Linked DNA regions of Homo sapiens: region 1 is linked to region 2. Evidence: read pairs that join two places in POLR2A ChIA-PET (ENCODE). Cell type or tissue: PC-9. All regions are shown on one strand.

Evidence for each region. ChIA-PET counts read pairs that join two places held together with the same protein. Peaks named below come from ENCODE experiments on the same cell type or tissue, not always from the same donor. Only the 100,000 strongest peaks of a DNase experiment are listed, where the experiment ranks them.
Region 1: POLR2A ChIA-PET joins it to region 2 with 13 read pairs; 4 of 35 experiments call an interaction of 5 or more read pairs at or near these places.

Annotation. Positions count from the first base shown.
Region 1 is chr12:108,719,210-108,727,209 of GRCh38, forward strand. The region is part of intron 1 of CORO1C (coronin 1C); the gene reads right to left. Among named protein-coding and RNA genes, the nearest start is that of CORO1C, 8.3 kb to the right of the region's middle. In PC-9, no CTCF peak of the experiment used is centred here; DNase peaks (open chromatin) are centred at 2,162, 4,162 and 5,302; H3K4me3 peaks cover 1,328 bases; H3K27ac peaks cover 5,294 bases.
Region 2 is chr12:108,576,031-108,584,030 of GRCh38, forward strand. No RefSeq gene overlaps it. Among named protein-coding and RNA genes, the nearest start is that of ISCU, 17 kb to the left of the region's middle. RefSeq lists a silencer at 6,290-6,467. In PC-9, no CTCF peak of the experiment used is centred here; no DNase peak of the experiment used is centred here; H3K27me3 peaks cover 1,387 bases.

The DNA of each region.
Region 1 (8,000 bases), 140 kb after region 2:
TAGGACAAATAATTTTAAGTAGAAGGCCAGCAAAAAGATCCAGGGGCTTCCTATCCCTAATACTTTTTTAAACAACTACATTTATGGTTTATGGTACCCTCAAAAAACTACCAGAAATAACACACACACGTATACACACAAATGCAATTACAAAATAATTCATTTTTTGTGACCACTTATCGTGAATACAATATAAACCAAAGTCTACAGTTTTTCAGACTTTAGTATGTATAAATGAACTCCTAAGCGATTAGATCATTTTAACAGTTGTAGTGGTGCACAATTCACCCTATCTTAACTTACTCGGTCCTTGTCAAATTCTCAAGTCAAACGAATTCTCAAATACATTAAATCCTTGGGGCTCCAGGAGTCACTCAAATGCCCTAAGGCCTGCCCTATGATTTCTCTGGTGCTGGGCAGGGCACACCTAGAGGTCCACTGCAGACAAACCTCCACCTTCACCTCCTCCTTCAGGGAGAACATAAGGCTATTTAATGACAATAGCGCATTAAAGGATGAGAAACTCAAAAAGAGAAAGATAGTGAAGGAAAACAGCTTTTTCAATGGCTACCTTAACTTTAAATCCCCTTGACAGAAATTATGGTTCTTGCCATATCTATCTTCATTGTTAAATGAAAGCATGCTTCCATTGGGATGTTACTTCATTGACTCTAAAGTCAAACTTGCTAACCAGGCCAGGCACAGTGGCTCACGCCTATAATCCCAGCACTTTGGGAGGCTGAGGCGAGAGGATCACTTGAGCCCAAGAGTTGGAAACCAGCCTGAGCAACACAGTGAGACCCCGTCTCTACAAAAATATTAAAACATTAGCCAGGCATAGTGGCGTATGCCTGTAATCCCAGCTACTCGAGAGGCTGAGGTGGGAGGATCACTTGAGCCTGGGAGGGCGACGCTGCATTGAGCCTCAATCACACCACTGCACTCCAGCCTGGGTGACAGAGCAAGACCCTGTCTCAAACACTCATACAGACACACACACACGCACACACAAACTTGCTAACCAGAGCTATAAAATACAGCCATAAGAAACCCATGCTGCCAATAGTTTTAATTTATTCAAGAAATCAATTAAGTTAATTTGTGATGAGTACCAAAATGTTGTGTTATCCTGCTTTTTATCAGAACATATGCTTTAAATAATCAAAACCCCAAAATTTGCTTTACAAATAAAGCATGTTTCAATAAAGGAATGTGTATGTATATCTGTGTGTGTAAATTTACACATATAAACATCTTGCTAACATATTTATTTACAATAAAAATTACGAAGTTAGTTTATAATAACATAATAAGAATTTTTTTTTTTTATTTGAGATGGAGTCTCTCTTTGTTGCCCAGGCTGGAGTGCAGTGGTGCGATCTCAGTTCACTGCAAGCTCTGTCTCCGAGTTCATGCCATTTTCCTGCCCTCAGCCTCCTGAGTAGCTGGGACTACAGGCGCCCGCCACCACGCCCGGCTAATTTTTTGTATTTTTAGTAGAGATGGGGTTTCACCATGTTAGCCAGGATGGTCTCGACATCCTGACCTCGTGATCCACCCGCCTCAGCCTCCTAAAGTGCTGGGATTACAGGCATGAGCCACCGCACCCGGCAAATATTTACAATTAGTAGTCCTAGGCCATAGAAAACATCTTTATTCCTTTCATCTTCTAGGAAAATGGAAAGACTGACAATATCACAAGTGTATCATGCAAAGTTGAAATTCAATTACTCAATTAACATTTATTGAACAGCTACTATGCACCAGGCAATATGCTAGGAAATGGAGGCACCAAAAAATGTAAGATATCCTCTACCTTTAAGGAACATGGAATATAGCAGTATTATAAGGTGTTCACTTTCACAAACTGTAAAATAATTCTGTACTCAATCTCTAGTCATTTAATCCCAGATGTAATTAGTATTAGCATAGAAATCACTAACACTAGTGACACCCACAAATTACACTTTCACCTACCTTTATAACTCCATAACCAAACTATATTTACATTTTACTCTAACATATTGTATAAATGCATAACCTATTATCATCACTTTCCATAATCAGGGCCATCTCATCTACCCATCTTACACTACTCTTCCCTAATTACACCAGTTCTGAGTCAGCCCAGTACTATTAGGCACACCCTCAGGCAGGATCTCACTCCCAGTGTCCCACAAACACTGACTCTCCAACGCCTGTCTCCTGAATTCCCACAGAGCTCACAGTCTATACTGCAGAATTCACCATCAAAGAGTCATGTGCTTGAGGGCTGGAGGAGGCTTGTAATGTATTTTTTAAACTTTTACATAATTTAAAAGTAAATCAAAACATTAAGCTTGCCATAAGACTTTGTGAATACGAATTTTTTAAATGATACCAGAAAAATCAAGTCCCTAATATATTTTGCATCATAAAATGTTTGAATGAAAAGAGTTCTTTGAAACCAGTAGTTCAAACCCTTCACAGAGGCACTAACAGAATGGAGAGGTCAATAATTTCCCACTGTTTGATGAAAAAAGTGACTTTTTGATAAGTTTATAAAAGAATAGAAAAATAGACAGGACGAGTGCCCAGCTCTGGCCATTATAAGATGCCCCAATTTACAATCACTACCATGCCCTGATCAACTTTCCAAAGGTCACAGAAACCAAGCCACTTCGCCAAAACCTAAGACCCTTTCAAGCTGTGAAGTTCCCAAATGGAAAAGAAAAAAAAAAGATCAGAAAGTATTTTGAAAAAAATTTAGCAGAGTCACTGTTTTGGAGTGACAGGAAGAACCTTTCTAAAGCAGGCATGGTTTCTTCCTGATTCCAGGTATCAGGACTAGCCTCCTTACGTGGGGTCTGCCTGACTTCACATGCCTCTGCTCAACTTTCCCCTTGAAACCTTGCTGTAATGACTGAATGCAAACATTTCAAAGAGACAATCTGTTTATCAGTAAGGAACCTCCTCTTTAAAAATATTAACATTGTACACCTCTAAAAGGGTTAAAGAACATGAGTGAAATGACATGAATAAAGCCTGTAGTCATCCCAACCCTGAATAACAGCGGTAGTCTAGCAGGGAAATGAATTTGAACCATGTGCTTTGCTACCATGATTTAAAGAAAGTGAGCTTAACCAGGGAAGTAGAAGCTTCAAATTAAGAGAGAGATGAAGGAGGATGAAGAACAAGGAGGGCCAGCACAGACCTGGAGGGCTGCAGTGGCATGAGACCCCTGGACGCCACACAGCCTGCACAGGGAGGCTCCTGGGGCATGGGGCATGAGTCCTTACTTCTCTTTCACATGACTACCAGCTCCCAAGATCCAGAATTCCACTATCACCATAAACAATTTCAAAAACTGCTGTGAATTAAACAGATTCCTTCAGTCTAGGCTGGGAACGTACCCACCACTTACAATGCTGAATCAACACAATAGATAGAAATTACTACTAGTAGATCTGAGTTCCAAATAACTGAGTTAGACTCTGGAACACAACCCAGTCTTGAGTTGGGGACCAAATGTACACACTGCCTGCCTCCAAAACAGAAATTTCATCTGGGCTCTTGCTCATTCACTTTCAGAGAAACACACAGTTCATAACCATCCTTTGAAGGTATGATATGTTATTTGTTCTACTTGATAAAAGTAATTCAGTCCACTGCACTCAAGACACTGTCATAATGCATAAAAAGATCAAACTAGCAGTCTTAGGGAGAAAAAAGAAGACTTCCAACTTATCTTTTCCTACAGTAGCACTGTAAAGCAACAGTGGCCCACAGAAGAGAGAGCCTAAAGGACAGTTACTCTATTTCTAAAACAGACAACGTGCATCTTATTAAATATCACCCCCAAAGAACTGTGGCCAGCCCTCATTGGCTCCAGCCTCTCTCTTGCTTGCCAAGAAAAACTAGGATGACATTGTTAAGCTAAAGATACTACTAACCACAAAATTAATTCACCATCTAGCTTCCAAAGTGACTAGTTTCCTAATAAATCCCTCTGCTTAACAGAGATGACAGCGCACTTTCACGTGTGTTCCTCAGTCCCCACTCCAGCCACATTTGAGTTTTTATGTTAATAAATCAGTCAATTCTTTAAGTTCCTAAGAATGAAAGGAATTAGAATCTTTAACTAGGAAAGAATGCTTGACCATTACGAAAAGGAATTTAAGTATCTTTCCTGTGAAGTAAGCAAATAATGGTGATTAAACATTTGTCATAAGGAAGGGATGCTTGTGAATTTTGTCATGCACCCCTATGATATCAAAAGTAGAAAATACAGCCTGACGGCTTCACTCTCCTAACACTTCCTTTCCCATGTGTGTCTACTATGGTCTCTCATGAAAAATCTACAGCTTTGTTCATCCAGAATGAAGGCCTCAGCAGTTGTTGAGACATGGGGACCCACACCCAGTTCCACAATGGAGCAAGAAAGTCTCTTACACCAAACCACCATGTGACCAGACTTGCAGTCTGTCTTGGTTTCCCAAAGACAGAACAACCACATTGTGAAACAATAATCAACCTTTGCTAATCCTAAGTGGTTTTCATTATGTCTGTTACAATCTATATATTAATAGTTCAGTACTGGGCCTGTGTTGTTCCTGTCTAAACTTGGTGTTTTCAAATACAGACGGCCTACTAATGCCAATTTTTCTGGCAAGATGCAATGCAAGGGCACCTTTGCAATAATAATCGGTCTTCCAAATACAAGACAAATCTTTAAAACCACTGCTTACTAGTGCTCAGATTATAAGACTGAGGAAATTTAAAAGGATCAATAAAATACTGTCAAGGAGCTTTACATTAAAAATAGAAATCAAGTTTACCAAAGGTTTATCCAAGAGATATCATGTATTTTCAAGTTTCCTAAAAATGCATCTAAAAATCCTCCTAAAAACCTGGACCAAACTTCACAGTTTAATACATGCACAACCTGAATATGTGGGAAAAAGCAACAACAACAACAACATAGGTACATGCTACCAACTGTGGTGATTAACTGAAGAAAACTCCGTGAATAGGCTTGGTTTGCAGATCTGGCAAAAGAGCATGACGAAAGGCTAAGCAAATGGAACTGCTGCACTGGGTCAAAGACTACAAAGGGAAAGCCATGTCAGGTTCACATTGTTAAATAAAAAATCCACACTATACTATAAATTCACACAACTAACTATAAAAATTAATTCATACCACACAAAGGAAGGGGCAGTTAAGTTCCTGATCTTGGGTAAATCTGTCAAGCTCCTGCCACCAAAGTCTCCTCATCTGTAAAATGAGGAATAGACCAGCCCACAGTGCTTCCTGTTCTGGCTGTGATTCAGAGTCACCAGGGAACTCACACCCAGGCAGCTGGATTCATATAGGTCCACAGATGATCATCACAAGGCAGTCAAGAATGAGGACCTCTGTACCTGAGCAATAATCTCCCAAATCTCCCAAAATAATATATCCTTTAAAAGATGGTGAGATACTGGTGCCAAATATAATCCATTATTCATAAATTTTTAAGAAGAAATGTAGATCATTGCCTGACCAAAGGGGAAAAAATATAACTGCCTTCCACATACAATGTATAGGCCTTCCTACTCCCATTTATAGTCTCTCTCACTCTGACCTTTGCATTATATTAATTACTCATTACTGCAGCAAACGGGAGGAACTGTATTTTTGTTATTAATGTAAGATCCAAATGACAGGCCTAATTTAACATACCATAAAACTATAGAGGCTCTTTTCCCACACAGGATGTTACACTTTATCACACTGTAACCAGAAGAGTTATCTCAAGCACTGCAGTGCAATCTCCTTCAAATCCTAAAAAAATCCATCTTTTGCCAGGAACTTTCCTTAAAATGGACAGACAGACACACAGACAGAGAGACTGAATACACAGACCTGAATAGAGAAGACTGTCTGAATAGACATTTCCAATTCAGACAGATGCAAAAACACTGGAGGTGTTTTTAAGACCGCCTTCCCATCCTAAAATTAGACATTTTTTGCCCTCTTCAGTGACTCAACTTTGATTCAAAGTCTAAAATCCTCAGGTGGGAGTAGGAATCCATACCCTTAATAGCTTAATGTCAGATGTAAAATGTATTAAACTTACTCTATTTGCTTCTCTGCAGTTCCATTCATTAACAGACATTTAAGAGAGAAGAGAGGGAACAGGAATGTATTCAGTACCTACTCTGTATTAGGCACTTCATATAATTTTCCTTGCTTAATCTTGCCAATGACCCTGCAAGGTAAGCCTTTTGCATCTCCACACTACAGAGGAGGAAAGTGAAGCTCAGGGAGGTGAGGGAGCTGGCAAAGTCACAGCTAGCAAGAAGCGGAGCCAAGAGTGAAGCCCAGCTCTATCTGGCCCTAAAGGCCTGCACCCTCACGGCCTCAGTTCCCCTAAATACAAAACTCTCTTAGAACGAGAACTACAGAAGGTACCCATAGCTCACTGTCCCTAACTAGACAAAAAAGTTGACATTTTTCTTTCTCTTCTGTACTACCTTGCCACAATCCAAGCTTTAACGAACACACAAAGAAAAGGTATCCCGAAATGGCCAACTGGTTTCTCCTAATTCTCAGAAAGGTGCTAAGTGAATTTATTTATTTATTTATTTATTTTTTTGAGACGGATTCTTTCTCTGCCGCCCAGGCTGGAGTGCAACTCTGTCGCCCAGGCTGGAGTGTGATGGCGCAGTCTAGGCTCCCTGCAGCCTCTGCCTCCCAGGTTTCAAGCAATTCCCCTGCTTCAGCCTCCTGAGTAGCTGGGACTACAGGCGCGTGCCACCACACCCGGCTAATTTTTGTATTTTTAGCAGAGACAGGTTGGCCGTGTTGGCCAGGCTGGTCTCAAACCCCTGACCTCGTGATCTGCCCGCCTCAGCTTCCCAAAGTGCTGGGATTACAGGTGTGAGCCACCACGCCCGGCATGAAATATTTTTAATTAAAGTATTTTAAAAATAAACATAATCTGGGAGGCCGAGGCGGGCGGATTATGAGGTCAGGAGATCGAGATCATCCTGGCTAACACAGTGAAATCCCATCTCTACTAAAAAATACCAAAAAATTAGCCGGGTGTAGTGGCGGGCGCCTGTAGTCCCAGCTACTTGGGAGGCTGAGGCGGGAGAACGGCGTGAACCTGGGAGGCAGAGCTTGCAGTGAGCTGAGATCGTGCCACTGCACTCCAGCACTCTAGCCTGGGCGACAGAGTGAGACTCTGTCTCAAAAAAAAAAAAAATGAACATAAGAACACAAAATATAACTAAAGAATACTAATTTGAGTCAGACACCCCAAGAGAGGAGAGCATGAACAAAAGAATGAAGAGGCTGGGCATGGTGCATCACGCCTATAATCCTAGCACTTTCGGAGGCTAAGGTAGGAGACTTGCTTGAGCCCAGGAGTTCAAGACCAGCCTATACAACATAGTGAGACCCCATCTCTACAAAACATTAAAAAAAAAAAAAAAGAATGAAAAGAAAGTACACACCCTTAAAATCCAATTTACAACCATTCTCATGAGTGTGACAGGGGTAGTTCCAGTACTAACTGACCAAATACTATCAGGGTCGGCCTGTATGCATTTGGTGTGACTAAATCGTGTTCGCTGGCCATCTACCCTACTGAGGAGACTGTGCGCCAGTCATTACTGTTCATCGGGGGAAAGAACCTGGACGAGAATGTTCTGCCATTGGGGAAATGTTTTAAACACTCAGTTTTACATTTGAGCACTTTTTGGTAAGAGCTGGACTTGGATGCCAGAAGGGCAAAAGGGAGTTACCCCATTCATGTTATTTTAACATAGGCAATAAAGACATTCATGATAATCAGAGAAACCCACTGACCTCAGGATCTTTCCAGTTAACTTCAATAAACAATCATTCATTCAGCGAATATCCAGTAGGCACTAATGACCAAGCCATGAACAAGAGAATCTCAGTCTGCCTTCCATGTGAATTGCTCTATTGCATTCTGCCTTGTATGGAAAGGCACCTTTCAGACTATTAGC
Region 2 (8,000 bases):
TGACCTCGTGATCCACCCACCTTGGCCTCCCAAAGTGCTGGGATTACAGGCATGAGCCACCGCGCCCGGCCAGCTGTTTTGCTTTCTTATCGCTTGTGTGTTCACTGGAGTAGTGCTTTCAGTTTCCTTCAAGTCCTTTTCCTTTGCATTCACAACTTGGCTAACAATTAGGTGCAAGAGGCCTTCCTTTCAGCCTGTCTCAGCTTTCAACATGCCTTCTTCACCAAGTGTAATGATTTCTAGCTTTTGATTTAAAGTGAGAGAAGTGCAACTCTTCCTTGAACACTTAGGAAGCCATTGTAGGGTTATTAACTGACTAATTTCAATATTTTTGTATTTCTCTAGGAATAGGGAGGTTACAGGAGAGGGAGAGAGGGTAACAGCTCATTGGTGGAGCAGTCAGAATATACACAACATTTATTGATTAAGGTCACTGTCTTACATGGGCACAGTTCGTGGTGCCCCAAAACGATTACTGATGCATGATGAAAAGGTTTGAAATATTATGAGAATTACCAAAATATGACACAGAGACACAAAGTGAGTATACACTACTGGAAACACAGTGCTGATAGACTTGCTCAAGACAGGTTGCCATAAACCTTTAATGCATAAAAAACACAGTATCATGGAAGCACAATAAAATGAGGTGGGCCGCAGATTACCATGACTAATACTAACTATTGGTCCTATTACTACTATTGTTGCTACTGCTACTATGAACTATTTTTAAAATATGATCACCTCAAGGCTTCCAAGCTCTGGTGTCTTTGGCATAGAACCAACCCTCACAGTCCAGCCTCCAACATTCTGCAAAGCTGTGGCCTGTCTGCATCCATGCAGGAGACACCCTGACGTGATTTCTGTCACACATGGCTTGACAGGCAAGCTCATCCCACAGCGAGTGGCCAACCACGGGCCACAGCTATTCCCCACACCCATTCTCTAATACCACCACCCCGCCCAGCTATCTTTGGAAATGTCACATTAGACACTCCAGCCCATGGCCTCACCTCAAAGAAACCCAACTCCCAGAATAACTCCAAAAGGCTCCCCAGGTGAGAACAACTTTATTATCCTGGAGCTGCTGGTGCAAAGGGACTTCCAGGGGCCTCCCATCCTGCCCCCAGGACCTCAGTCCTATCCGTCAAAGGAAGCCCCAGTGGGGAAATGGGGCTGGATTCCCTTCTGCCCCAAACCTCCTCAATAGGCAGCCCTATGTCACTGGCCCCTTTGTGGGCAAGACCACAGGACATTAGGGAACGACTTTGGGCAAGGTCTTGGGGGCTCAGGTTCTGATCCCAGCTCTGCTGTGATCTCTCCATGTGACCTTACGCAAGTACTTAAGCTCTCTGAGCTTTGGTTTTTCTTTCTGAAAAAACAGGAGACAACTAGCTCCTAAGTCATGGATTATTGCGAGGATTAAATAAATTATCCCATGTAAAGTGAAAAAAGCACAGTTCCAGGCATGTAGTAGGTGTTCAATAAATGTTGGCTATCATCACCATCCTCACCATCACCATCACCACCACCACCATTACCTTCATCATCACCATCCTCACCATCACCATCACCACCATTACCATCATCATCACCATCCTCACCATCACCACCACCACCATTACCATCATCATCACCATCCTCACCATCACCACCACCACCATTACCATCATCATCACCATCACCATCATCATCATCACCATAAAAAATCATCAGCTCTGCTGTAGTTGTTATTGCTACCAATCCCTGCTATGGACTAAGGTATATCCCCTCAAAATTCTTATGTAGAAGCTTTAATCCCCAATGTGACTATATTTGAAGAGAGGATCTGCAAGAGGTAATTAGGGTTACATGAGTTTATAAAAGTGGCATCATAATCTGAAAGAACTGGTGGTCTTATAAGAAAGAACTGGTGGCTCTTCTTATAAGGCTCACACCTGTAATCCCAACACTTTGGGAGGCTGAGGTGGGACGATCGCTTGAGGCCATGAGTTAAGGACTAGCCTGGGCAACATAGCAAGACCCCATCTCTAAAAATGAAAATAGCTGTGTGTGGTGGTACAAGCTGGTAGTCCTAGCTATTCAGGAGGCTGAAGTGGGAGTATTGTTTGAGTCCAGGAGGTCAGGGCTGTAGTGAGCTATGATTATGCCACTGTACTCCAGCCTGGGTGACAGAGACCTTGTCTCAAAATAGCAAAACAAAACAAAAAGGAAGTCTCTCAGTGTGCACTCACATGAAAGGCCATGTGACATGTGAGGACAAAGTGACCATCTATATGCCTGAAAGAGGAGGACCCTTCACCAGAAATCAGACATGCCAGAACCTTGATTTTGGACTCTGTTGTGTAAGCTACTCAGTTTGTAGTATTTTGTTATGGCACCTTGAACACTAATACAATCATCACCATCATCATTATCATCATCATCAGTATCATCATCATCATCGTCATCATCACCATCATCATGAACATCGCCATTGCCATCATCACCACTATCATCACCACCCCCATCATCACAACTCCCATTATCACCAGCCCCATTATCACCAGCCCCATTATCATCACCACCACCATCACCACCACCATCACCATCACCATCACCACCACCACCATCACAACCACCACCACCATCACCACCACCTCCATCACCACCACCACCTCCTTCTCCATCTCCACTGCCACCACCTGTTTCACCTTCACCATCACCACCATAACTTCTACCATCACCACCACCTCCACCATTACCACCTCTACCACCATTATTACCACCACCTCTACCACCACATCCACCACCATCACCATCATCATTGTGTCCACCAACATTACAACCATTTCCACTGTCACCACCTCCACCGCCACCATCACAACCACCTCCTTCTCCACATCCACCATCGCCTCCACCACCACCACTTCCTTCACCATCATCTCACCACCACCTCCACCTTCACTATCACCTCTACCACCACCACCATTAACACCATTACCACAATGATCACCATGACCACCTCTTCCACCATTACCACCTACACCACCACCACTATCACAACCACCATCTCCACCTCCACCTCTTCTCCACCCCTACTACCAAGACCTCTACCATCACCACCACCTTCATCATCACCTCCACCATCACCACCTCCACAACCGCCACCATTACTATCTCCACCTCCACTACCACTGTCTCCCTCCCCTTCATCATCACTACCTCCACCTCCACCACCACAACCAGCACTCTATTGAATTAGATGTTTTAGTGATTACAATAAGGCACATAAAAAAATAAATGAAGCGAAGAACATAGAAAGGAAGTGATAAATCTTCTTTTCTGTGGATGCTTCGATCATCTACCTAGAGTTCATTCTTGAATGAGCACTGGACAGAGTCAGGTGACCTGGACTAGAGACTGGCCTTGGCCATGACCTTTCTGGACAACTTGAGTCTCAGTTTCCCATCCATAGCTTGAGTGGAGGGACTAGAACAACTGTTTGCAAACTATGCTTCACTGAGCCTGAGGCCCCTATGGGGGCAAAGGGAAGTGAGCCTATCCCATCCCTTTCAAGGGTGTAGCTCTACTTTCATTTGACTTACATGTTAGGATTCCTTTATGTGAACAAAGGGTTCTGTGCCTCAAAAAAGTTGAAAATCACTGGATACACAACCAATGCAAGTATAGACTACAGATAGAAACAGGTAATTCACTGGAGAGAAGCCGGAGAAGCCAGAGCTCCATAAGAGACAGGCCCCTGGCTGGGTGCAGTGGCTCACACCTGTAATCCCAGCACTTTGGGAGGCCAAGGCAGGAGGATCACTTGAGCTAAGGAGTTTGAGACCAGTCTGGGTAACATAGCAAGACTCCATCTCTATAAAAAGAAAAAAATATTAGCCAAGCATGATGGCATGCATTTGTGGTCCCAGCTACTCTGAGGGAGGCTGAGATGAGAGGATCACTTGGGCCTAGGAGATTGAGGCTGCAGTAAGCTATGACTGCACCACTGCACTCCAACCTGGGGTGACAGAGCAAGGCCCTATCTCAAACAAACAAACAAAAAGAGTCAAAGCCCTGAGCCTCTCACTGGACAAGATGACTGTTTCTTCAACCCCACTACACTATTGCACACATAGATTATTTCCTTTTTTTTCACTTATTCTTTTTTTTTTCTAAGATGGAGTCTCGCTCTGTTGCCCAGGTTGGAGTGCAGTGGTGTGATCTCAGTTCACTGCAGCCTCCACCTCCCAGGTTCAAGAGATTCTTCTCCCTCAGCCTCCCAAGTAGCCGGGATTACAGGGTCCTGCCACCACACCTGGCTATTTCTTGTATTTTTAGTAGAAATGGGGTTTCACCATGTTGGCCAGGCTGGTCTCGAGCTCCTGACCTCAAGTGATCCTCTCATCTTGGCCTCCCAGAGTGCTGGGATAACAGGAGAGAGCCACTGCACCCAGCCTAGCCCTCTCTTTTCACTTATTCTAAACAACACTAGCATGAACAACCTTGTGTGCCCATCTTAGCATCCAAACACAAGTATTTCTGCAGGCAAGTTCCAGAAAAGAATTTCTGGGTCAAAGGGCAGCACATTTACAACACTAGGTGGATGCAGCCATGTGACTCTCCAAGAAAGACATTTATCTCCATCACAGTCTGCTCCAAACCAGACAGCACAAAGAATCAGATCTGGACAAGGACGAGATGTTCTTATCTTATGAGAGGTCATGGGAAGAATTCAAGAGTGTTTCTAACTGGCTCCTCAATAGCTGGCCCAGTCCTCCAGCCAGAGCTCTGCTGCAGGCCAGAATGTGGGGAAACCGGCCTTTGGCCACCCTGCGTGACTTAGGTTATATAGCAGAAAGAACTTCCAGAGAGTGAGGGGTTGTGAGATCATGGAGAAAGGACCAAAGGAACTAGGTTTCTCCCAGGAGTCTCTTAAAATAGGGGATGGGCAGAGGAGTTGATCTCTCTGGGATGGATTAAAGTGAGGAAAGAGTCCAGTTTCTCCTGAGACCTTGTGCAAGAATTGAGTGAATTTTTTTTTTTTTTTTAAGATAGGGTCAAACTCTGTCGCCAGGCTGAAGTGCAGTGGCACAACCACAGCTCACTGCAGCCTCAACTTCCCAGGCTCAAGTGATTCTCCCACCTCAGCCTCCTGACTAGCTGGGACTACAGGCATGCGCTACCATGCCCGGCTAATTTTTGTATTTTTTGTAGAGACGGGGTCTTGTCATGTTGCCCAGGGTGGGCTCAAACTCCTGGGCTCAAGCGATCTGCCTGCCTCAGCCTCTCAAAGTGCTGGGATTACAGGCGTGAGCCACCATGCCTGGCCCAGTTCTTTTTATTTAGGGAAAAATGCCATCCTGTATCTCCTTTTCCTCCAGCGCTAACCATAATACTGCCCTGGAACACAGGGTTTGGGACTCACCAGCTCCAGCACAAGCCTCATTCTTCCCTTCCTCTGTCCAGCTGTGGTCCAGAAAGGGCAAGCAACCTGCCCCAGGCGGCACAGCCAGGGAGGGGGCAGGGCCGGACCTCCACCCTGGGGCTCCCAACCGAGGCCCAGGACCTGCCCAAGGACCCCGCCCACCCCCCACCTCCATGTCGGATTCTGGAGAGCCCCAGGGCTGCGGGCCTGACTCCAGATTCCGTGGACACTCAGCACCTCCCGCATGCAGCGCCTGGAGCAGGAGTAAGAGTCTGAGTCCAGCAGGCCTGGCGTGGTCATGCACTAGCCACGAGCCCCCGGTCAGGCCACTTCAGCCGCCGTGGGCTTCCCGCGCTGTAAGATGGGGATAAACAGCAGCCCGCTGGGTCATCCTTCGCGGGGCTAGGATGCTATGCGCCCCACCAGCTTGGGTTCTCCTCCCGCGCTGGGTGCGCGCATGCGCCGTTTGTGAGCAGACAAGAAGGGCTCAGACCAGCGGAGGCGTTTGTGGTCAAATCCTCCGGGCTGCTGCCGACTGAGCTGTGGGGCTACTCAGATGTTGGATACATTAGCCTTGGGCCCCATCCCCCATTCATTCATTCATGCATACATGCATGCATTCATTCATTCATGGGATTGCAGGCACAGTGGAGCACTGGTTAGTGCTACAGGGTCCAACAACCCCAAAAGGTTCAAAGCTGGGCGCAGGCACTTTCTGGCTGTATGACCTTGGGCAAGTCACTTCACCTCTCTGAGCTTCTGCACCTTCCTGTGTAGAAGGTGGATAACAGCGGTGTTTCCCGCAGCTTTGTGAGGACCCGATGTATAGAAAGTGCTTAGTACCATGCCTGGTACACAGTGGTGCTCAAGAAGTGATAGAAATCCTAATGGTGAGATTTAAACACTGAGGAAGGACAGAGGTGGGAGGTATGGGGGTCGAGGGGGTTTCCCTGAGCTCCTCATATCACAGCCACCCCCCGGGGGCAGGAGCAGAGGAGATATCCAATGCCTTTGATGCCATGCATCCCCTCTGCTCCTCATTCGAGGGCCCAGCCTTGAAAAGGGCATAGCACTCCCTTCTCAACATTTATTGAGCACCTACTGGGTGCCTAGCTCCACACTGGACTCTAAGCACCAGGGCTCGGAGGAGGAGCCACCCAATCTCACAAATCAGAACTGCCCGAGGGAGGCAGCGTGCTCTTTAGAGCTTCCTGAGGGCAAGGGCAGCAGGGATCATTGGAACCACCCTTATTCCATCCTGGGCCCTGGGCCATGCACCCCACCAGCGTTTTCTCCTCGGGACCCCAACAGGGCAGGACCTGTGGGTTCGCAGGTGAAGCCCTGAGGCTCCAAAAGGAGGCCGAAGCTGCTCCACATCACAGCCTGGATGTGGAATTTGAAGGCTGGGATTTGAACCCAAGTCTTCTGGGAGGTGAGTCAGACGCCTTGCGCTCTTCCCCCACTGTGCCTGGAGAACGTTGCTACCTAGGGTCCATGCTGACAAGTTTATATAGATGGGAACATAACAGAGAGAAGGCGGAAGTTCCAGGTCACCCAGTCATTAGCCCAGCTGGGTCCCCCTTCTCCTTCCACCCAGAAATAGCCCTGGCGCCTGCCCCAGACCAGCCCTAGCCTCTGGGCTCCCCGACGCTTGTCACCAGTTACATCTCCAGCCACACTGGCCCAGACAACATCTAAGCCCTGGTTGTGGTCGCCGCACCCCAGAGGAAGACAGGGAACAGCTGAGGCATGACCCCTCACCTCACTGGGTGCACAGCCCCCGCAGAGGCATGCATGGATTGGAGGGCCTTTTTGCCACCCAGAGGGTAAAGGGAACCTGTCTCTTCTCCAGCCACATCCTTCGCCCCTCCCTGGGGTTTGCAGGTCTTCCCTGGCTCCTGGCCCTGCTCTGGCCTCTCCAACACTTCCACTGCCCTGCCCCCTATGAAAAGATGTTAAGACTGTAAAGTTTCAAGCATCTGAGAATACTGATCTTATGATTCTGAAGCCTCTAAACTAGACCTGGAAAGAAAAGGTGACTCTAGAACAGCTGGATGTTTAGAGATAGAAGTTTCCCCCTTTCCCCTTCTGCGGGCATTGCACTTCACAGTTCACAGCTAACCACAGCTTACATTCCCACAGGCAGCCCATTCCAAGCACTTTAATAAATGAACTCAACTCTCACCCACACTCCAAGGTAGGTACCACCATTATTGCCATTTCACAGATCAGGAAACGCAGGCCTACAGGAGTTAAGTGATTTATCCAGGGGAGATAGTAGAACTAGGATTCCAGCCCAGGTCATCTGAAACCTGCACCCCTAACCACCATACACACTTCTGGGAACATTTGTAAAGTGCATCCATATTTCTTAGCCTCACTGTATTCTGGGGGAAGAGGAGAGGCAGGGCAGGGGCTGTGGCCCCAGTGCCCTTCTACCTCCCTCTGCCCTTTGCTGTCTGTAATCTTTGACCCCTATGACCCCTGAAGGGGGAAGAAGAAGGATGCAGTCCCCATCCCTCCTCTTCCCCCTCCAGCTCTGCCAGTTGGGCCTGACTGCCCATACTCTAAGGGAGAGGCTGCAGGTGGT